4 separate regions of the Mus musculus genome follow, and regions 1, 2 and 3 are each linked to region 4. A link is a loop called in an ENCODE intact Hi-C map of the cell type or tissue named here. Cell type or tissue: heart. All regions are shown on one strand. Links, peaks and the distances in the headings refer to the core of each region. The heading gives the core; the rest is flanking DNA.

Region 1 (5,543 bases), core at 190-5,189, 220 kb after region 4:
TTGGAATTTTTTTCTTTCCTCATTCGTAGATAGTCTCAGTAGCCCAGGGTGGTATGAAACTTACAGTCTTTTGGTCTCAGTCTCCTGAGTGTAGGGATCACAGGTATATACAAGCAATGCCAGACCTAAGAACATGATGCTAAAGTAGTGTCAAAAGGATGAGAATAAGTTAATCACACAAATCATGTTTCAGATGTAGTGTTGACATGGAAGAAGGCCATGTGGTGAGGACAAGGTATGCTCAAACAAATGAAAATTCATAAATGAGGGTATATCTAGACTACAGATTGGGGGTGCGATGTGGGTAGAAAATGGTATAGGGCTGGAATGGTGGAAGATGGTCACTCCATTCTTCATGACTGTACTAGTAAACTTAGTGTGGCCAAAATAAAATACCACAGAATAGAGGGCTTAAGTAACAGAAAGAGTTACCCACTCTTTTGGAGGCTGAGGGCCTGAGATTAGGATATCAGGGTGGTAGAGTTCTGATGAAGATCCTCCTGTTGGCTTGAAGACACCTGCTTTCTCTGTATTTTTATATGGCAGAGAAAGGATAGGCAAGGGAGGGAAGGCCAGCTCTCTCTCCCATTAAAAAGGTTATGTCCTATCAGACTATGACCCTGCCTCTTAACAATATTCTTTCCAGATATAACTGCATTGCATCGAAGGACTACAAACCCAGAAATATTGAGGTGGGTGGAACACAATTCAGTCCTTAGCAAAGAGCAATAAAAGTCCTTAATTTCCACCAATGGGATGGCATGGTCTTCTCTGACAAGACAGTGAGAGATGTGGTGGTGAAGAGACTGGGTAGAGGTCAGAAGTGAACAGCGAGGCTGGTGAGGAAGTTTCTCTAGTGGCTCAGGGTGATCCAGACAGCATTTCTGTTGGAAACTAGAGCATTGCAGACTAATCCACAAGGTAAAATTGAGCAGATTCGATATGAACACGAAGGCACGAGAAGGACCTGGGTGGCGCTTGGCTTTTCACACTGCTTACCTGAGCGTGCAACAAAGGTATCCAGACAGGAGCACTCCAAGGAGATCAAATGGAGGGGAAGAATCATGAACTGTTTTGAGAGCTGAACATTTCCGGAATGTTTGAGAGACAGTTTAACCTTTTTGGAATGATACTTTTTATTATTATAATAATTACCACTAAGTACTTAAACCATTACTTCGTAAATATCATTGGCTCAACACAATAAAAGCCTTTGAGCTGACATGAGATGTTAACAGTGCAGCATGGTGGAAGGACATGGTGGAAGGACCCTAGGCTGGTGTGCAGCCTCCCTGAGGAAGAGCTACCTGGTAGGAAGCACTCTCTGGCAGACACCTAACGTTGAGGACTTTTAAATAAGTCAAATTTTTCCTGAATGAAATATGATCTTTAGATGCTGATCTGGCTCATAATGACATCATGAAATACCCAAGGCAGGCTACTTAGGAAATAAAGGTACCCCCATTTTGCCATATGGTCCTGGAGGCTCAAGTCCAAGACTAGGTGGCCCCATTAGTATGAGTCTCTGGTGATGGTGCCACATCATGGATGGAATGTTACATGTCAAGCTAGAAAGCAGAGAAGCACAAACAAGACTCTCATAATTCTCTTTGGAAACAGGCCTCAGTGACATCCCTAGGACCTACTTCTTAAAGGTCTCACCACCTTGGAATTGTGGCACATTCAGGAAGAAAGCTTTGGATGCTTGGTCCTTTGAGGGACATCCTCCATGTGTCAAACCACACCTCTTGGTTAATGTTAACACTGCCTTGACCATCCATGAGAACTTCGTCATCTTTCCTCCCAAAGTCTACCCCATTGCCATTTTATCTGGATTCTACATGAGTCAAAGCCCTTCTTATTTCATTATCAGTGTGATTTCAAAGGCTTCCTTCTTGAAGCTTTTTTCTCCCAACAAAAATAATGTTTTATGTATTTGATAGCATTTAAAGAAAAATCCCAAAGAAAAATGTCAAAATAAATATTACTGTTTTATGATGTTGTGAATTCATTTTTAAGTCTCATTACTCAAACATTCTTCCATTCTTTACAATTCTCAGCTTGGTCTCTCTTTTCCCTTTTCTTTGTCATTGTCATTGTCATTATTATTATTATTATTATTATTATTTTAATGCGTTTTACTTCTCTTTGGTGGAAGGCAGTTTAAGGTTGAGGCACGAGAATCCCTAAATTGTGGCAAGCCTGAGCTACAAAAGACCCACTCTAAAAAACAAACAAACGAACAAACCGTGTTCCCTAAAGTTATTTGCCAATGCATATAACTATATTGATCCTAAATTGATGAATAGATGTGAGTTTCCCAAATCCACTAAGCCAGCTTCGTGGAGAGATAAGTTTGGGGTGCAAAGAAGAGGGTGCAAAAGTTCTATGTTCTAGGTCACTGCTCTTGAGGTAGATTCTCTGGCAATTGGATTTCCTGAATCATGAGAGAACTACCTAGGATGGAGCTAGATCTTTGGATGAGAAGTTGTTTTGAAGTCAATCAGGAATAAAAGACAACCAGGCACTAGTTGGATTTACTTTGATGTGGGACTTGGTTCTCATACATTTTGGTCACCAGATCTTAAAACTCTCGAGTTGGCCCTGTGTACTGTGAAGCTTTTGAAACTTCACAGAATTCTAACTAAATCTCTAACCCACGATTGAGCAGCGGGTTGCACACGGTCTGGATCTTTTCTTTTGGTTCTATTTGTCCACCGAGAGGAAAGCGTCAGGTAAAACCTGTTCAGACGAGGCGGTTACAACTTCTAGGACGGGTGACCTCTTCTTCATTCTACAGTCCCCTAGACTCTCATCATTGTCAGCGGGGTCTGGGTCATCAGGCACACCTGCTGGCAGGCCACGCCCTCAGGCCCTGCTCCTCCCGCTCCCCGCAGGCGGTGGCTGCACGCCCCGCCTCCGTCGTGAAGCAGCCTCCCCGCTCCTCGAGCTCTGGCCCCGCCCCTTCCAGCTCCCCAACGTCCTCGGCGTCGAGCCCAAGCCTGCGCCTGCGCCTGCGCCCTGAGGCTGAAGTAGGGGCGCGCCTTGGCTAGAGCCGGGAGAGCGGCGGGCGGAGCAGCCAATGGGCGGCGGCGCTGCCTGGCTGCCGGGAGGCGGGGCCTGCGCGGGTGTTAGGTTAGCGCGAGGCGTGACCTAGTTGACAGGCTCTGAGGTGCTGCTGTGGCGGCGGCCGCCTGGCAGAGCGGGCGGGTCGAGGGAGGAGGGCGGCGACGGGCCAGCGGCTAGCGGCGCGGGACGCAGAGCCTTTGCACTTTTCCCTCCCGAGTGTCCCCTCCATCCACCCCCCACACTCCACACACCCTGTTTGCCCGTGAGCCTGGGGAACTTGCAGCTTAAAGCCAGCCACCCCCACGGCAGCATGTACCCCAGCAACAAGAAGAAAAAGGTGTGGAGAGAGGAGAAAGGTAACCGGCCCCGCGACCCCGGGGACGGGCGGCGGGTGGGTGGGGGCGGGGGCCCGGCGGGGCGGCGCGACGCCCTCCGCCCGCAGCCTCCTCGCGCCCTCTCTCTCTCGGCCGGTGCCGCTCCTGCCCGCGGCCGCGTCCACGCGCGCGCACGCCACCGGCCACGCGCCGCCCGGGCACCTGCGGCTCGCGCACTTGTGGGCGCACACCCCTCCGGGCGCCGGGTCACCTCCTACCCCGCGTGCTCGCCTCCCGGCAGGCGCGCGCCCCCGGGCTAGGGTACAAGTTGGTCAGGACCCCAGCTGGCACTTTGTACCTCCCGCCGGGTGTCCCGCGGACCGGTGCCGGCCGGCCGGTGTCGCTCTGGCTGCAGTTGCTGAGCCTGGGGAGCATCTGCACCCGCACCTGCCTTCCTCCGGTCCCAGCCTCTGTCCTCCTGACATCCCAAAGTGGCTGGGGTCCCCGCTATGCTCAGCTGCAGTGTGACTTTTGAAATTTGGAACCCAAAAGGAGCATCTTGTCGGAGAGAATAAGTGCCCTCGGAGAAGTCTGAATGGGCTTTCCTCGGCAATGTGGTTCTCTGTTGCATCCTCATTCATAGTGTGAAGTCGCACGGAGTAAGACAGCGAGCACTCTGTGAATGAACCCTTCCATCCCTGAGTTTTGTGCACATCGAGGCTTATCCAAATCCGTTAGATTGACAGCGGCACGGATTCCTTTAAGAAATAGAACTGTGCGATAAGTTCTTTTTCTCCTCCTGTCTGTCTCATCTCAGTTTCATAGGTCATATTGTGATGTAATGCTTGATTCTCTGGCATATTTTTCTTCATCTTTTTCTTTCTTCTCTTTTAACCTGTTTTCTTACCTCAACCTCCGACCCCAATTTCAGAAAAACTATTTGCATTGCTACTACCAACTTGCACCAAATTTGCATATAAAAGATGGAGCAAGGGTGTACCATTTCCTCAGGACTGTCTTCTTACGGAACGGGGCTAAAGGGGGTAACTCAGTTGAAAGTTGATTTTCTTGCTGATAGCTTGTTAAACATTTTTGTTGCAAGTCTCTGTCCTTTGTGAACCTTTTGACCAAACAATGGACTTAAAAGTGAGAATTAGAAACAATTCTCTAAGTAGTGCCTGCTTTATGAAAAAAAAGTATCGAGGAGGGAGTATTCAAATCAACTGCAGGGAAGTATGAATATGGTCGAGTAGCGCAGTTAAAGTATCCTTTAAATATTGAAAGATTCGCTTTAGTGTCATTGTTTCAATGAGTGTGAGTGCTGAGAGAACTAAAAGTCAAAGTGTCACAGAACAAATACTCTTTAGCTTGAGAGCTTGACTGCAGGGCTGGGACATAGCTCACAGGTAGAGCACATGCTGACCTCAGTGAGCCCCTACACCTGGTGCTGGGGAAAACTAAACAAGCAAACAGATCAGGAAAGAGCCAGGTACGTGAACTAGTGAGACGTTTTATTAGTGCTTAGCTTTTGTAGTAGCAATTTAAATTGAACACACTAATGTGAGCATCGGAAAAGTTATTTATTTATTTATTTGTTTATTTAATCCGTGTTCTATCTGCATGCACACCTGTTTGCTAGAAGAGGGCATCAGATCCCATTATAGATGGGCTTCCATGTGGTTGCTGGGAATTGAACTCAGGACCTCTGGAAGTGTTCTTAACTAGTTAAGCTAGTGTTTGTAACTGCTGAGCCATCTCTCCAGCTTTGCATCATTGATGGTAGTAAAATATAGTGTAAAATCAATTTACATTGTACTTGGTAACATGAACCATTGAAATTATAGTGACTACCTAAGAACTGTTTTTACTATATTAGACAAACTGCTCCTAAAGTAACATCTATACACATAGATTGTGATAAGCAGACATTTAAGAATTTTCAGTATCTTACTGTTTTTGCCTTTTGTTTCTTTTATAGGAAAAATATAACCAAGTCTTTTCAATTAATTAATTAATTAAGGTACTAACCAAAGTTTCTCCTACATTCTCTCCCCACAGTCCTTTTCCCCTTTCTTTCCACTCATGACTCCTACTTTTCAGAAAAGGGGAGACCTCCCATTAATATTAACCAGTCTTGACATATGAAGATGCACTAAGGCT
Region 2 (5,543 bases), core at 250-5,249, 260 kb after region 4:
TGGTTCATTTATAGTTCTAAAGACTTTAACCTTGCGTTCCCATTCTACTCCCACAAGTGCACACACCATTAGGCATTTAAGTTATCAAAGACAGCAATCCTCCTACCTTGAAACTTGTATAAAAAAAGTCTCGTCAAATGATTTTTTTGTATGATGAATTTTCATTTTCCAGAAATAGCTCCAGGTGAATATTCCATTTTATAAATGCTTTCTAGCTGAATTAGTAAGCTTTCCTCAGATAAAATTGCCAGTTTTCTCCAGCTTATTTCTTGAAAAAGGATTTTTAAGTTTAGCTTAACAAGTTTACTTTAAATGTTTTTTATTAGTACTATAAAGACAAAATAAGGTGTCTTTTTATTGTTTCCATGCGGAAATGAACCTGCCCATAAATAGAAAAGAACAGTTTATTCTATCAAGGCTGTTGTTGGCTTCCCTCTCCTTGAGATCATTACCTGAAGAGGCTGTGCACTTGCGGAGGCATACAACTTCACTTTCTGGAGTTTACAGGCTCTAGAAACATTTTCATTACAGCTGTCACTACATCTTGACCTGTCTCTGGCATCCATGTTGCATACTGGATGTCTCCCTATGGAATATTCAGCATGTTATTGGCAGTGGGTTGGTCCCTGAAACATAATGTTCAAGTTCAGATTCCCAGAACCTGTGGTGACCTAACTTAGCCAAAGGACTAAGATAAGGAGAACATTTGGATTATCTGGTTAAGTCAGTGACCAATGTCATAGTAAGAAACACAGGAAGAGCCAGGAACAGGGCAGAACATGGGGTACTATGGCCACAAGCCAAGAGACATTTGGAATCACCGGAAGGTGAGAGATGGGAAGGATCCTCCCCTAAAAGGCCCTGAAGGAAGTGAAGCCTGTCTGAGTTTTGGGAAAGTAATTTGTTGTTTCCCCCAGGTTTGTGACTTGAATTACTGGTAGGTAAAGTTCATTGAGTTCAGGAGACTAAGCTGTGTCTGCTGGGGTAAAGCTCCTTTCAACCTTTACTGGGAGCTCATGCTCAGCATATTGGAAGGTAAGATGGGATCTCTCATGGAGGATGTTTGTAAAGAGTGATTCTCCACCCCCAACCCTGTGATAAAAGCTTTCAAGGGGTGATTCTTAGAGACTGCCAAGAGTAGATGTAGAAGATTGAAGAAATATTCCCTGAATAGGCAGTTAATATTGGGTAGAAGTGGATATGTGAATGCTGCAGAGGGTATTGCCTGCCAAGTGCATGTTGTTACAGTAACAGCTCATAGAAGACTGCATGCTGGAAGATAAGTCTGCAAAAAAAGCATGGGTGGTTTAGTTACAGGAAATCCTCTTGGCCTTGGGTATCTTATCTTAGAGATAACAAGGGATCTCCCAAAGTGGTTTTTGTTTTGTATTTTGCATTTGAAAGGGATCATTACTATTAAGATTAGGGGAAGAATTGGAAGGACTAAATTTAAGACTTAGCACCAGCCCAAATACAGAATCAGCCTCAGTTTTCTTAAGAGATTCAGAGGATGAGATGAACAAGGGATAGGGTAATGTTCTGACACTTGGAGGGAGGCTGGTTCTGTAGAAAAAGAACAAGAAGCATGTTTCTCTCACCCCAAGAAAGTCACACTTGAAAATTTGCATATCTGTGTCTTACCAGAAACTGGTCAAACTGAGGCAGTTGCTCTAGTACCATAAAGAAAAAAATAAGCTAGCATTAATGTCAGATAGACTGGGCATTACCTACTAGGAGTGATCATACAGTTTTGAGGAAGAGTTAAGTTTGGCCATACTATATTGAGGTATTCATAGAATAAAGATGTAGAGCTAGATAATGAGCAGGTATAAGAAGTTGTGTAGAGATTGAGATATGGAGAGCCCTCTGTGAAGTTGGGTGGGAATTTATTTATAGAAAAAAAATCTATATAAGACAAAAATAGAATACAGGGAACACTCAGCTTTGAGAATGGCTGTTGACAGGGACCATAACGAACTGAAGATGACAAAATAAATCAATCAGTGTCTTGGGTCAATAAATTGGTGTTTGACCAAAGAATATTTACCTTCCTTGGATGTCAACTAGACGATTATGAATAGTCCTTCAAATGTGGCTCTGGTATGTTTGTCAAAACTAGTTTCAAAGAAGCCAGAAAACTGAGCTGTGACAATTCAAGCACTGACATTCCATGCCAGAAGTCATTCTTGCCTTTCTCAGTCATTAGAGGTGTTTCTCAGTGCTCAGTGTTCTGACTGAACAATGTATAGGCACGTGTTTGAGAATAGTCTTTTGTAGGATACAATTTTGTTACTGATATATATATATATATATTTCAATATCATAAAAATACAAAGACAGGTGTGTTCATTTTCAAATATCAAATGTTCTGTATACCAAAGCTAGTTTAGGAAACAGTATTTTATATTAATGTACTTAGATTTTCAATCTAGTCTGTTTTGTGAAACTTCAAACAAGTATTAACCTATACATTTTAGTTTAAAAAGGAGAAACGTGGGATTGATTTTTCTTGCCTAATTATGAATCGTGTTATAAACATGCCCCAAATTGTTCAGCCACGGGAACATATTTTATTACCTAAAGAAATGAATGTAAACAGTGGAGGGTGTTGTACTTTTGTGGTACCTCCTCCTTAAGCATCTTTTAAAAAATAATCTTTGCAATGCTGCCCTCTAGTGATAGCTTTCCATCATGCATAATTTCTGAGAAATGGCCCCCATCTCCATATCTTACTAGTTCTCTGCCTTAGCCTGCGTTGAGTTTCTTCCTTCTCATCAGTTTTGCTCATTATGCCATGGCTTTTATTGTTGAATGATATTAGGAAGATATCATGAGCTCTGGAACAAAAACTAAAATTAATCATGAATTGTCACATTTTCTTGTATTAGCATGTACGTTCCTTAATTATCAACTTTATTAATTTTAAAAATTTTATACACTGAGTGTAGAATTTTTTATATTAGTCTCCGCCATAGGTGAATAAAGTCCTTTTATCAATGTCAATTTTATGTTTTAGATTTTTTTTCCCTTCAAATATTTAATTAGAGTTTAAATATGTATATATTTGTTTTATAGGCCCTATAACTTGTTTTGAATTGTTATTTTCTAACTCTCTAATTGAATAAATCAATCTGTTTCTTTCTAGTTTTTCTAATAATTTGGTTTTCCAGTCCCTCTATTTCTCTCTTCTCTTCCCCCCTCTCTCTCTGTGTAAGTTTACTTTTTGCTTCCTAGTATAACTGACTAAATGCCATTATATATATCTACACAGATACAGTTTATAATGGACCTGTAATTTCTGGAATTTCCTTGACTTAGTTAGGGAGCAGGGGCTATGGCTTGGTTGCTAAAGTGCTTGAGAACAAATGTGAAGACTTAAGTTGGGATTCTAAGCGCCTGTATCAAAGCTGGTCTTGATGACATGCATTTGCACCTGGAGCACTGGAACAAGGTAGAGCGCCAGTGCTGCCTGGCCAGTCAGTCCGGGCTGCATGAAGGACTGTCTCAATAAATAAGGTCAAGAGTTACAGGAGAACAGCATTCCACGTTGACTTCTGGCCTCTCTGTGTACATGCCCATACATAAAAAAAAAAAATAAATGCATATATGTACAACAAAATAAAAACTTTAAAATTATTTAGGTTATTTTAAAATTGTGAAGTACGTTGGTTTAAAATATTGATAAAAGAATAAAGCATGTGTGATTATTTTTCAAGAGTGAATTTTTCTTTTGGTACATTTTAAGCAGCATTTAAAATGTTTCTCAAGCATGGAGAAACAAGGTGCACTCTCTGTGGGGTATAAGGTGATATATATATATAACTCAGATATACATTGTTTATGACTACTTCAACCATTGTGTATTTAGGAGAAATATTAAAATTATATATAACTGTTGTTTGCTTATCATTTTCTCAGTTCTTAACATGTTTTAGTTATTCTTTATTTGATTCTTAAAAGTTCATTATTGATACGTTCATAGTGGGTTTCACTTTTGTTAACTAATAGTAACCTTTTCCAATAAATCTTGCAGGTTATTTGGCTATCTAAACTGGGGGGAGGAGAAACTTGACCGTGTTTCCCACTGTGAATAATTACTGAAAATTTGAATGTGAAAAGTAAAATAATGAAGCCTCTAGATACCTTCTTTGTCTTCAAATAGGCTTACATTTTCTTGTTCTGAATTACTGTCTAGTGAGGAGAACACGAGTTCCTTTGGGCATGTTTCCTGAAGAATAAGTGTTTATTTTTAAAAATTAAATCTTTGTATTTACTTTCATAGTCTTATGACTTTTCTTTATATCCCTAGGTCATACATATATTTCTGGCTATTGCTTTTCAGAATTGTATAACCTTTTCTGTATTTTTGACACGTTCATACACATAATGTATTATAAAAAAAACCCAGTCTCCCTTATTACACTCTATCACCCCCTTACTTTCTCTCTTGACCCCTTCTTCTCACCTAGCCCCTCAATAGCTATACCATTAGGGAAAATGACCCTTTCTTTCCCAGCACCCATTAATGGTCACTAGCTCTTTAGGAAGGGGTGGAGTTTCATGGTCACCTTTTCAGTGAGTTTGATAGAAAGCTGGAGGGCTGAGTCCTGGGCAAGTATCCAGACCTGCTCCGTGTTCATGGCTGTAATGGCAGTGTCACATCTGGGTGGTAGCATTTCAGGACTGTCTTTGACATTCTCTGGCACATATTATTTTCTCCTCTTCTTGTGTGATGCTCCTTGGTCCTTGAATGGAAGAGTGATATTGATGTCCTATTTAAAGTTGAACACTTATCAGTCACTTTATTCTCTCTGCTTTGACCAGTTGGGAGTCTCTTCATTAACTTTTCATTACCTCTGTAGAAAGGAGCTTCTCTGCCCCTTCCTGAGAACTGCACTAGTTTATGGACAGAAATATGTAGAAGGCAGTTTGATACATTCACTTAGGGAAATGATGGTCTGTTCTCCTGCCTGGACCTAGTCCCTCCCCTACTATAGGCTTTTGACAAGGTTTGTAATATCAGACATGTACTATATCCCTTCAGTCAGAATGGCTATATTAAAAATAGCACGTGCTGGTGAAGTTGTGTGGAGAGGGGAACACATATTCAGTGTTGGTAGGAGTATAGAAGCACAGAATCCCTATGGAACTCAGTATGGTCAGCTTGTCAAAAAGCTAAATGTAGAATTTGCATATGATCCAGCTACCACTCCTGGACATGTGCTTAAAGGAAATTATGTTCTATATACCAGCATATACATGTTCAGCAGGGGTCTGTGCACCATAGCTAGGAAATGAAACCAGCCTAGAGTTCACCAACTGATGAATGATAATGAAAATGAGATACATATATGTAATAGAATTCTAGTCAGCTTTAAAGAAACGAAGCTATGAAATTTCCAGGAAATTTAACGAAACTGGAAACTACTATACTAATTGAGGTAAGCAAGGCACAGAAAGACACTGTTCTTCCTCAGATGGATCCTAGCTTTGAATATTGAGTTCTGTATTCAAATTTAAGTCAGTATCTGTAGAGGACAGAA
Region 3 (5,543 bases), core at 217-5,216, 100 kb before region 4:
GATATGAAGTGAGAAGCTATTCCATATTAAAAAACAAACACAGTATTTTGTGAGTTTGGTATCATGACATTGACAGCTTCATGCTTCATTAAAAGAGTTCCAGAACAAATGTATATTCATGTTTAATCTGTAATTCTACTCCTAGAAACACTTTCCACCTAAATTTTAAATACAGAAAAAGCTTAGTCTTCCTTTGGTTGTTTTGGGTGGTTGGTTATGATTTGTTTTGTTTTGCTTCATTTTGTGAGATAGGGTCTCATGGAGCCCAGGCTGACCTCAAACTCCTGATCATCTTCCTTCCACTTCCCAAGTTCTAGGACTACCAGCATGTGCTAGCACTCCTGGTTAGCTTTACGTCTTTTATGCTATGCTTAATATAGAATAATACAGGATTTTAAACACATATGCAACTTAAGAATTCAACAGAAAGGGATGGGTTATACAGTAACATTATTCATGGTCAGTTGATTTTCAAGATGAATGCCAAAGGGGGAAGGGCCAGGGTCGGGGAACATACTCCTTTAATCCCAGGACACAGGAGGCAGATGCAGACAGATCTCTGTGAGGGAGTTCCAGGACTGGCAAGACTACATGGAGAGACCCTATCTTGAAAAACAAAAACAAAAGATAAACATATCCAGGCCATTGTGTGTGTGTGTGTGTGTGTGTGTGTGTGTGTGTGTTGTGGGGTGTGGGTGGTGGGTGGGGCTGGGTAGTCAGCAAGGGTGGGGAGAATTAGAGAAGGCAGAGTAAAGCCCTACCCCTCCCTGTAGGTACACTGAATCCAGCACTTCAAAACTATCAGTCAGACCTATAAAACTTAGAGTAACGGGCAATTATACATAGATAAATATTTCTGACTCTGGATTCAGCATTTTTGTTTTGTTTGGTTTGGTTTGGGGTTTTTTGTTGTTGTTTTTCAAGACAGGGTTTCTCTGTGTAGCCCTGGCTGTCCTGGAACTCACTTTGTAGACCAGGTTGGCCTCAAACTCAGAAATCCGTCTGCCTCTGCCTCCCAAGTGCTGGGATTAAAGGCGTGTGCCACCACCGCCCGGATTATTTTTGTTTTTTTTAAAGATTTATTTATTATTATAAATAAGTACATTATAGTTGTCTTCTGACACACCAGTAGAAGGCATCAGATCTCATTACGGGTGGTTGTGAGCCACCATGTGGTTGCTGGGATTTGAACTCAGGACCTTCAGAAGAGCAGTCAGTGTTCTTAACCGCTGAGCCATCTCACTAGGCCTTATTTTTATTTTTATTTTTTTGGTGGTGGTAGTTTTGTTTCTTTCTTGCTTGCTTGCTCGGTTAGTTTTTGGAGACAAGGTCTATTTGAGAGAAAGAAAAAAAAATCCCTGTATTATGTAGCTCTGGCTACCCTGGAAATTGTTCAGAGATCCCCTTTCTTCTGCCTTCTGTGTTGTGAGATTTAAGGCAGGTGCCACACTACACCCAGCCTCAGAAATGGTTTCTTAAGTCAGATGTTTGACACAAGATTGGTCTACACAGTGAATTTCCAGGCCACAGTAAGACCCATCTCAAAAAAAAATAAAATAAAATAAAAATAAAAGCCACCTAGGGCTGGAGAGATGGCTTAGTGATTAAGAGCACTAACTGGCTGCTCTTGATTCCCAGCGCCCACATGGCAGATCACAACCTTCTTAAGTCCTATCCCAGGAGACCTGATGCCATCTTCTGGCCTCTGTTGATAACAGGCAAGAATGTGGTACACAGACATATATGCAGGCAAAACATGCATCCACATAAAATAAAATTTAAAATATCTAGTCAAACAACTTAAATATTTCTCCAAAACTATGTAATGTTTTATAAATACAAAGATAGATGCTTAAGATTATTCATCATAAAAATCAAAACAATAGTGAGACACTATTTCCCTAGTACCACTATAAGACGCATATAATCAAAACAGGTGTCTGGAGATGAAGACCTTTCTTATCTGCAGGATTCAATGTGCTGTGATCATTCTGGAAAGTGTCTGTTGAGTTCTCCAAACATAACCACCCAGAAGTTCCACTTCTATATACATAACCAAAAAAACAAAAAGATCAAATATAAAACTAAAATCAAATATCCACACAAAAAGTTACAAATATGATGTGTACAGAATTATTCCAAAATAACCCGAAGGACCAAACAATCCAACTGCATATCCATAAAAAGGAACGGGGGAGGTACATCCATCAGTGGTAGGATGCTCACCCAGCATGTGTGCGGGTCCATCCCCAGAATCAATGGGGGGGGGGGTAACATAAACACAAAGGAATGAGGCATTATTACATAGCTATGGACAAATCTTGAAAACATTATGCTCACTGAAAGAAGCTAGACACAAAAGGACACCTGTTACATACTTCTATTTACTTAAACCGTACAAAACAGAAAGATACATACTAAACCATGGATCAGAAGTTGGGGGAAACTGGAGAAGGGTAAGTAACTGTACTGGGCACAAGATATCTGGGGAAGGTGATAAAAATTGGTCTGGAACTAGACAGCAACGACATACATACAACTTTTGAATCCTTAAAATGAGAGAGGGGGAGAGAGAAGCTTACAATTTAAGAGGATTTTGGTACTGTGTTGATTACACCTCAATAAGAAAAAAAATAAAATAACCAGGGTTGGAAAGACAGCTCGGCAATAAAGAGCACTTGCTTCTAGCGGACCTGAGTAAGTTCCTAGCACCACTCGCTGGCTTACATCCATCCTTGATTCCCCCAGATGCCCTCTACTGGCCTGCACGGATATGCCCATGCTCGCGGTGCAGACATTATGATGCAAGCAGTCACACACATAAACTAAAATAACCCTCTCCCCTCCCCCAAAAAAAGGCAAAACCAATCTATCCGTGCAATGAATGCAACATATACAAAACTGCAATTTCTAGTTTTAACCATATTATACACATACACTTGTCGGTGACATCTACAACACCTAAGAAATTATAAAGCACAAAATCCTTAGTGGCGGCAACTATGTTAATCTCTTGTTCTGCAATTCCCAAGCATTTTCTAATAACCACGGCCACTGCTTCTAATAACCAAACGCCTGAGTGCGTAAGATAAACTCCCTTAGCTTGTTATTCAAAGAAAGGTCTTGGTTCAATGGCCCCCAATAAACCTTCCCTTCCTCTCCTCGGTATAATTAAGTTGAACTCGGAGGAATCCCTATGCCTTCTACTTCAAAACACCTCCAGTTTACAGCTACTCGCCCGCCTCTCCAGCATCTTCACTGACTCAGTCCTAGCCACCTCTACACTGACTGGATGCTACATGTCCCTCGGGACGCTAACCCGGGCTCTAACAGACTCAGGGAAGCTCTGACCCCACCGCGACATCTGTCTGTGACACATCCCGGGCCCGCTGTGGACCTGGGACACGTGAGTTCCCTGTAGCCTGGGACTGCACAGCGCGCGAAGAGCTCCGAGAACTCCGCAGCCAAGGGAACTGGCGGCCCCCACGCGTGACCACAACTCCGGGCCGGGGAATCCGTGGGGCCCTGCGCCGGGCCGGACAGGTGGCGCCGTGAGAGCCGTCCCGAGCGGTGGCGTGAGGACGCCACGCGGGCCTGCCGGACCATACGGAGACCGAGGCTAGGCAGCGGCGACGCGGACAGCGTCAGAACGAGGGACACTCACCCGCGTCAGCGCAGAGCACTCACACACAGGAAGTAGTCGTTCGCCCGTTGCCAGGGTGAGGAAGCGGGAGTGGCGTAAAGCCTTTCCATTGGTCGACGTGCACACGTGGCCGGAAGCAGACGCCCCGCGAGCCTGAGTCCTAATCGCCTAGGCTATAGCGTCTCTCTCTTTAAGCGTTTGAGCTGAGACACTCCGCGGTTATTTCTGGCTTCTGATATCTGAGGGTTTTTTAAAATATGTATTTATTGGCCTATTGGGGGTTTGTTTGTTGTCATAGCTATACAATCGCCGTTGCCCACCTTGCTTTCATTGTGCTCGGTAATTAGCTTTGAGGATGTGTCTACCTGTTACCCACGAAGTTGACTGACGAGCGGGTTGCACGTTATGAAAATAGTAGCCATCATTGATGAGGGCGTTGCAGAAGAACCCTTCCCTCATCCATGTAGCCTTGACCCCTATGGAAAAGCAGGATTCAACCTAGGTTTTGTTTAAGTGGGAGTCAGAAAAGGTAGTTAGTCTTTAACTGTCCAAGATCAAAGACCAAGAGCCAGTAGCAATCCTTGTAACTAGTATCAAGAATGGTTTGACAGCCTGTTTGTGGGGAGCAGAGATTAGAAGGAATAGAACACTGCAGGTTAGGTATCAGTCGTCTGAGATACTTGAGAAGTATTTGGGAATTTTCTTTTCTTCAAATTTTGAAATACTTGCTTATACATAATAAAACGTCCTGGGTGATAGGTTATTTCTCCAACGGTGAAATGAGCCAATTCAAACCAATTAAGATTATATTAAAGGCAGAATATTGGGAAGTTGCTTTCAGGGGAGTTCACTGGCCCCAAGGATTGAGGCCAGGGGAGCATTGGAGGTGAGAGAAGAGAAGGAAAACAAGGGAGACCAAAATATCTTGATTATAGAGGGAAGAGCCTCTGGGGGAAGGGCAGCTCGGCCGCTGGACTGGAAAGTTCAGGGTTGGGGCAGGGTTCGCCAAGAAGGGACTGAGGGATGCTGAGTGAAACTGAAGTTCAGGTGTGCTTTGGTATGTAAAATATGCGCCTCAGTCCCTTGTCCCTGGTCCCAAACCAAAGCAGTGGATGAGACTCCAGTTGCAAAAATACTCAGCTGTATTTCATGCAGACCTTATACACAGAGACTAAAGGTAATTTTGTAACGCATTTTTAAATAGTTTTGTGCACAGTGTGGGAGCAGCTGAGGTTTTGGATTTTTAGATGAGATGTTTCAGCATGTATTTTCACATGTATCCTATGTGAGGTCTCAGACCAGCAGTTTAGAATTACCTAAACTCTTACTTAAAAATGCAAATTCTTAGAATCCACCTAAATGAATGTTTGTTGTTTTGTTTTGTTTTGTTTTTTCCGAGACAGTGTTTCTCTGTATAGCCCTAGTGGTCCTGGAACTCACTTTGTAGACCAGGCTGGCCTCAAACTCATATCCGCTTATCTCTCTGCCTCCCTAAAGGCTGGTCTTTTAACAAGCCCTTTGGGTAAATGTAACGCACCTAAAGCATTACTGGATTGTGGAATTTCTTGGTTTAATCTTAGCGGTGGAGCAGGAAGGGTGATAAGCCCGACGCCCCAGAAGAGGAGAGCAACCAATAACGGGGCTTTTAGATGATCAAGAACGAAGTGCAAGAAGGCAGTTTGAGGATGAGGAGTTTAGTGATTTTTATCCTGTCATCCCTAGATTAAAATATGTGAATTGAAAAAAAAATTCATCTGCTGGTAATCCCAAACACATAATTAATAATTCTTATATTGTTTAAGATATCTTCTTAATAATTTTCTTTTATGGGTAAAAATTAAGAGACAGTTATGAAATTTATCTGTGTAAGCAGCACATAAGATTTGAAAGGGAATGTAGA
Region 4 (5,543 bases), core at 372-5,371:
CACATCTCTTCCTATATAATAACATATAGCAGCTCTCAGCATTGCTCACCACAAACCAAAATCGTTCACCCAACTCTCATGTTTGTCTTTTGGTATCAAAACAGGAGAAAATCATTGCATACTTTTCTTTCATAACTTTATATTTTAAAATAAAAACTTGACTTAAAGTAGTGTAATATAAGAGAATCAGTACTGCCAACCAACCTGATTGCTTTTCTCTCTTTGCCTTAGAAGAACTCATTGTTGAAGATTTCACCATTTCAGAGGTACTGGAATCTTTGGTCCTTAGCTTTCCTTTGGGCAAAGCTTCTACACTAAGGTCAGTGGTACCCCTTTTCTTTTTTTTATTTTGTAGAAATTCTTCATTATCCTTCTTGGGACTTATTTCTGAATCTATCTTCTGAGGTTTCTGTGAGTTTTTCATTTTCTGAACTCTTTCAGAATTATTTAAGTCATGTTTATTTATAGAATCCTTTTGGTCAGTTTTCTTGGTTTCTTTTTTTTTCTCTTCAATCGGCTTTTCAATTGACTTTGCTTCTTTTTTGGTCTGTTTTTTTTTCTGCTTCGCTTTCTTCTGACTGAGTATTTTGCTTTCTTCATCAGAGAGATCAGAATCAGAGTCTGAAAGGTCATAGAAGCGCTTCAAGTCTTCTGTAGTGCTGTGACTGATAGGACGACCTCTTTTATCAACAGCATAGTTCAATTTAAACTTTTTATCATGGAACATGGCTCGAAACCTCTTGTCAATTTTGACTTTTCGTTCCTTTTCTGGCATTTCCCAAAATCTGGGATCCTTTGAAACCCGCCTGAACCGCTGGTCATCCATTATTTCTTGTTTGGATGACATTTTTAAAGTCTTAATGAAGAAATATCCAGAGAAACCAAATACTAAAAATAAATAAATAGATAAATATTACAATGATGAATGGTTAATAATTAAAATATTTTTTAAAACCACATTTGTTCATTGTGTATGTATGCATTCTCATTCTCACTCTCTCTCTAAATACACAACATTAAGACAACTTAAATTTAATTTCACCTACCCAAACTATTCTGGGTCAAACATAAAAAATAAAGGCATAGCAAAATATAATCCTTCCCTTACAGATCACTTGAAATAAACTTGTAAACCAAGGTTTTATAAACCTAGGGTTTTGAGGAGGGCAATGTTTAGTAGCTGACTGCCCTCAGAATTTTTATAGTTCTAGCTTGTACTTGCCATCAATTAAAAGATTATTCTTGGTGCATAGAGCCACACACGTAAAACCAAGATTCTGAAGGCAGAATCATGCTTATTATGAGGCCAGATCTTAGATAGTTTCATAGGGAATTGGTGGTCAGTCTGGGTTACCTAGTGAGATTGTTTCAAGAAACCAAAGACAGATGCTGGGGAGAAGGCTGAATCAGCGAAGCGCTTGTAATACAAATACAACATGGATTTGATACTCCAGAACACACACACATAAAACAAACAAACAAACAAACAAACAAACCCTGAATGCCTGTAATCCCAGAGACAAGAGGACTCACTCCCTAATCATCCAACTTAGCTTACTTGAGGAGCTTCAGGTTCCAATGAGAGGTTCTGCTTAAAAAAAAAAAAAAAAGTGGAGAGCAATTGAGGAAGACACTAGCCATCACCTCTGGCTCCATATACAAGCACCCTTCCAAACATATGAGCACACACGTGCATGGGTATGTGGGCTGATGTAATCATCTACAGATGCAACAGACACAGGAAGACAAAAACAAAAGATTCTGAAATCTCAGCTGGTCTAATTGGGTTTTCATAGTCTTGTTTCATTCTCTTTGTTAATGTTTACTTCATAATTGCATAAGCTTTTGGTTTTACAAAGCTGTCTCTTAACTAATGAGGGGCATTTAAAAAAAAATCAAATCAGATTTACCTTAGTGTTATTTCTATAAATCCTAGTTTCTATCAAGACCCAAATTAGTCTCAAACTACAGTTAACAATTGTCACGTTCTTCTTAATAAATTTTTCCATGTGTATGGGTGTTAAGTATTCATGTGTGTCTGCATATCACTTCTGTGCCTCCTGCCCATGGACGCCTGAAGAGGTCTTCTGAGCCCCTGGAACTGGTTTTACTGACTGGACAATAGTCAGCCATCAAGTGGATGCTGGAAATTTAACCTAGGTCCACTGAAGACCAGCAGCCAGTGCACTTAACCACTGAGCAATCTATCCAGTCCCAAATGTCGCTTTTTTATAACATTTTATTCTCAAAGTGACTAAGGCCTAGATAGGCTATAAACACACAAAAACGCTCACAGAAGTTTGTATGCCTAATGTTCCTTTGTAAAGCGTCCCTGGTGGTTGGATTTCTCCAGATTTCAACTTTGCAAAAAAGTCAGAAGTTTCTGTATGAATAAAAGCTGACTGACCAAACAAGACAGTATTTACGCCCCTCACTCCTGCGACAGACTGTACGCCATCACAACAGGCTAGCCTAGCCTTGAACTGCAATCACTTCTGTCTCTCGGCCTCAATACTGGAATTACAGTGTTGCTTTACTTCAGAACCCTTTACATTCTAATAGAGAGAGAGAGAGAGAGAGAGATACTACAACACCTGGAACAGCTGTACGACACAGCTACCACCTCAACCAACTGCAGTGCGTGTGAATGTTGGAAATGGAAGCCCACGGCGAACATGGGATGTTCAGAGGAGCGAAAGCAACTGGACAGCACTTGAAACGCTTCCCGGTCTCCCTCAAGTCCACCCACCCTCTGGCCTGGGAGCTCCAGGTCAGCTCGTCCCGAACCATCTTCCCACCTCACAAACTTTCGGGGCAAGTTACTCGGCTGCGTTCTCTGTCTCTCTCGAGAAGCAGCTCTGAAGAGAACAATGAGGCCAGAAAGGGACCGGACTATAGGGGCTACTCACAAATCCCAAGGAGAGCCCGACGGGCGACCGCACAGTTTCCCACCACTCTTCTCAGATCCCAGTCTGAGTTCACATGGAGCGCACTCCCACAATCCTCCGCGAGACGCTCCGTCTTAACGGCACGCGAGCTGGGCCAAACTACTTCAACCTTCCGCCTTGGAACTGCGCTAGTCGTAGTCCCGTTGGCGCATGCGCCTAATAGAAACCATGCCCTGCTGTGGCGCCCGGGCTGAAGATGCTGCGAAAGGTCGTTCTTTTGCGCCTCTGCCCACTGCTTGGCCGGCCAGCGGTCTCTGCATCGAGCGGCAGTCGCAGGGAGGTCGCTTCTGGTGTCCCTCCTTCGGGCAGCACCTCGCCCAGAGCCCTAAACATCTTCGACAGGGAATTGAAGAGGAAGCAGAAGAATTGGGCCGCCCGGCAGCCCGACCCCATGAAATTTGACTACCTGAAGGAGGAGGTGAGACTGTGGGGCTGCGACGGAGGGAGGCGTGGAGCCGGGTAGGGCGGACCCACCCACCCGACTGTGTGACCTTGAGAAGCTTCACTCTCTAGAGCCTTTCTGATTTTCCGGGAAGCACGAGAGGCTCCGATAGCATGCGGGGCAATCATTCATTCGCTTTGCAAACACTGCTTGAGTTCCAGGGAAAAGCAAGATCATTTAGGAGTGAGTAGGAGACACATAGACAGGGAATGTAATTGCAGCAAAAGGAAGGTGAAGAAAAAGTGAGATAGCGGTATTGGTGACTGCGGTGGTCAAGAATGGCTGTTATGGCGAAAAGTGAGAGATTAGTTGAGCCGAGATGAGAGATGGGACGAGTCTCCTAGGAAAAGGAAAAGTGCAAAACTCCTAAGGCCAAAAGGACGTGTAGAGGCCTTCAATAAGTCCTTCCATTCTGTTCAAGAAAAGCTTGTAAGAGACTGAGTACAAGGTGTGGATAGTTGACTGCATCCCGGATGACGCCAGTCCGGGGAAGGGTGGTACTTACCATACGATTTCTTTTATGTTGTGTTTAGGAGATGGTCGTCTATACTTTTCCAGACTTGGTGTTTACTAATTTGCAAGCATTGGCTGTCTTAATTTATTATGTAATATATACCAGCCTGACCTCGAATTCATAGAAATCCACCTGCCTCAGCCTCCCGATGTTGATGTTGGGTTTGAGTTTCCGAGACAAGGGTCTTTTTAATATATCCTGGTTTGGAACTCATAGTCACCGTGTATTCCAGACTGGCCTCAGACTTGTGGTAATCCTGCTTACTCCTGAATCGAAGGACTATAGACATAAACTGCCACACCAAGGAGATCGTTAATTTTGATTTCATTAAATTTGCTTCTAAAGTAATTTGCTTCCGTTTGTTTTCAGGGTATTTTATTATTTCCATAATAAAAAAATAAAGTATTTGTAAAGGAAGTTGCTGTGGGACAATAGCAAATGGGATAGAAGGAAACACTTCTGTTTTGAAACATATGTTGAATCTTAGGAAAAAAAGTTACTTTTCTGTTAAGCCTGCTTGGTGTATTTAACCCATTGACTCTTGAAATTTTCCAGGTTGGAAGTCGGATTGCAGACCGTGTTTATGACATAGCCAGGTAGGAGATGCTATTTCAGTGAGATGCAGTCTCTCCTTCTCCCTGCTCCTTTCTCCCATGCTCCCCTCTCCCAGTCTGTCTCTCTGTCTTTTTCCCAAAACAGACAACTTGCTCTAACTCCTAAGCTATACCTTGAACTAGGCTTGGACAGCCCACCTTTCTTAGGTTCTTAAGTATCTGAGACTATAGACCTGCTTCTCCAGTCCTGGTTAAGAACAAAATCTGATGTTGAATGAAGACTGGAAATTAAGTGATGTGAGTTTGCTACGTGGAGTAGTTGAGTATGAGAAATGTATTGGCAGGATTAGAGATTTAACTCACTGTAAACATCTTTCTTTTTAGATTTTTGAGATAGGGTCTCACTATGTAGCCCAGGAGGCACTCCTCCTGCCTCTGCCTCTAAATGTTGAGATTATAAGCATACACAGCCACTCCTGCTTATTCTTTTTCTTGTCCGGGAAAGCAAATGCTGTTTTCTTTTCTTTTTTTTTTTATTAGGTATTTAAATGCTGTTTTCTTCATTGGTAACTTTTATTTTTCTTTTTTTAAATTATGAATGTAAAACTTGTAGCTTTCTTCAAGCCTGAATGACTGATCTACTTCATGTAGCCCAAATTTAGATAGATTGCTCAAAATATGGAATTAAAAATTTAACTACATGTGAAATTTTAAGATTTATTAAACTTAAGTTTAGGTTTTATTGAAATGAACAATAGAATCTTCTGCAGTTTGAGTGAAGGAAAAAAAAGTCTATCTAGATTTGTTTTCCAGTTAGTATAGGTGAGACCTGTTGGAGAACCCTGCTAGTAAGGTTTGCAGCCCACCATGTCTGGATAGCTTTCTAAGCTCAGTGCAAAGTGGAAGACTCCCTTTCTCAGAGGGGCTTCCATTTCTCTATCTAGCCTTGTTTGTTAGTGTCTGAATACAGATGTCTGACCTTATTTGGAGGATAACCCTGCAAAGAGCTTGCTGCAATCTCTGTATGATTCAGCATAAGGCTCACTCTTGCCCCCTTCCCATATGATAATGAGGTACTGTGTTAT

The links. Peaks named below come from ENCODE experiments on the same cell type or tissue, not always from the same donor. Only the 100,000 strongest peaks of a DNase experiment are listed, where the experiment ranks them.
Region 1: a loop joins it to region 4, with 6 times the contacts of the local background. A loop is called at or near these places in 8 of 42 quality-filtered maps.
Region 2: a loop joins it to region 4, with 7 times the contacts of the local background. A loop is called at or near these places in 8 of 42 quality-filtered maps.
Region 3: it touches region 4 in a loop (5-fold over the local background); 6 of 42 quality-filtered maps call a loop at or near these places.

What each region holds. Positions count from the first base shown.
Region 1 is chr2:140,392,297-140,397,839 of GRCm38, forward strand. Macrod2 (mono-ADP ribosylhydrolase 2) reads left to right here and starts at 3,134. Exons shown (of 19, transcript NM_001013802.3): 1 at 3,134-3,425. The coding sequence starts at 3,380. In heart, for the core only: no CTCF peak of the experiment used is centred there; a DNase peak (open chromatin) is centred at 3,035; H3K4me3 peaks cover 1,894 bases; H3K27ac peaks cover 1,375 bases.
Region 2 is chr2:140,424,792-140,430,334 of GRCm38, forward strand. The region is part of intron 2 of Macrod2 (mono-ADP ribosylhydrolase 2); the gene reads left to right. Among named protein-coding and RNA genes, the nearest start is that of Gm23846, 13 kb to the right of the region's middle. In heart, for the core only: a CTCF peak has its summit at 2,678 (motif pointing left); no DNase peak of the experiment used is centred there.
Region 3 is chr2:140,063,090-140,068,632 of GRCm38, forward strand. Tasp1 (taspase, threonine aspartase 1) reads right to left here and starts at 3,716. Exons shown (of 14, transcript NM_001159640.2): 1 at 3,665-3,716. In heart, for the core only: a CTCF peak has its summit at 2,756 (motif pointing left); a DNase peak (open chromatin) is centred at 3,712; H3K4me3 peaks cover 2,200 bases; H3K27ac peaks cover 1,559 bases.
Region 4 is chr2:140,167,568-140,173,110 of GRCm38, forward strand. Esf1 (ESF1 nucleolar pre-rRNA processing protein homolog) reads right to left here and starts at 2,991. Exons shown (of 14, transcript NM_001081090.1): 1 at 2,910-2,991; 2 at 205-888. The coding sequence starts at 847. It overlaps Ndufaf5 (NADH:ubiquinone oxidoreductase complex assembly factor 5), which reads left to right and starts at 3,079. Exons shown (of 11, transcript NM_027093.4): 1 at 3,079-3,366; 2 at 4,460-4,500. The coding sequence starts at 3,145. In heart, for the core only: no CTCF peak of the experiment used is centred there; a DNase peak (open chromatin) is centred at 3,034; H3K4me3 peaks cover 2,540 bases; H3K27ac peaks cover 1,815 bases.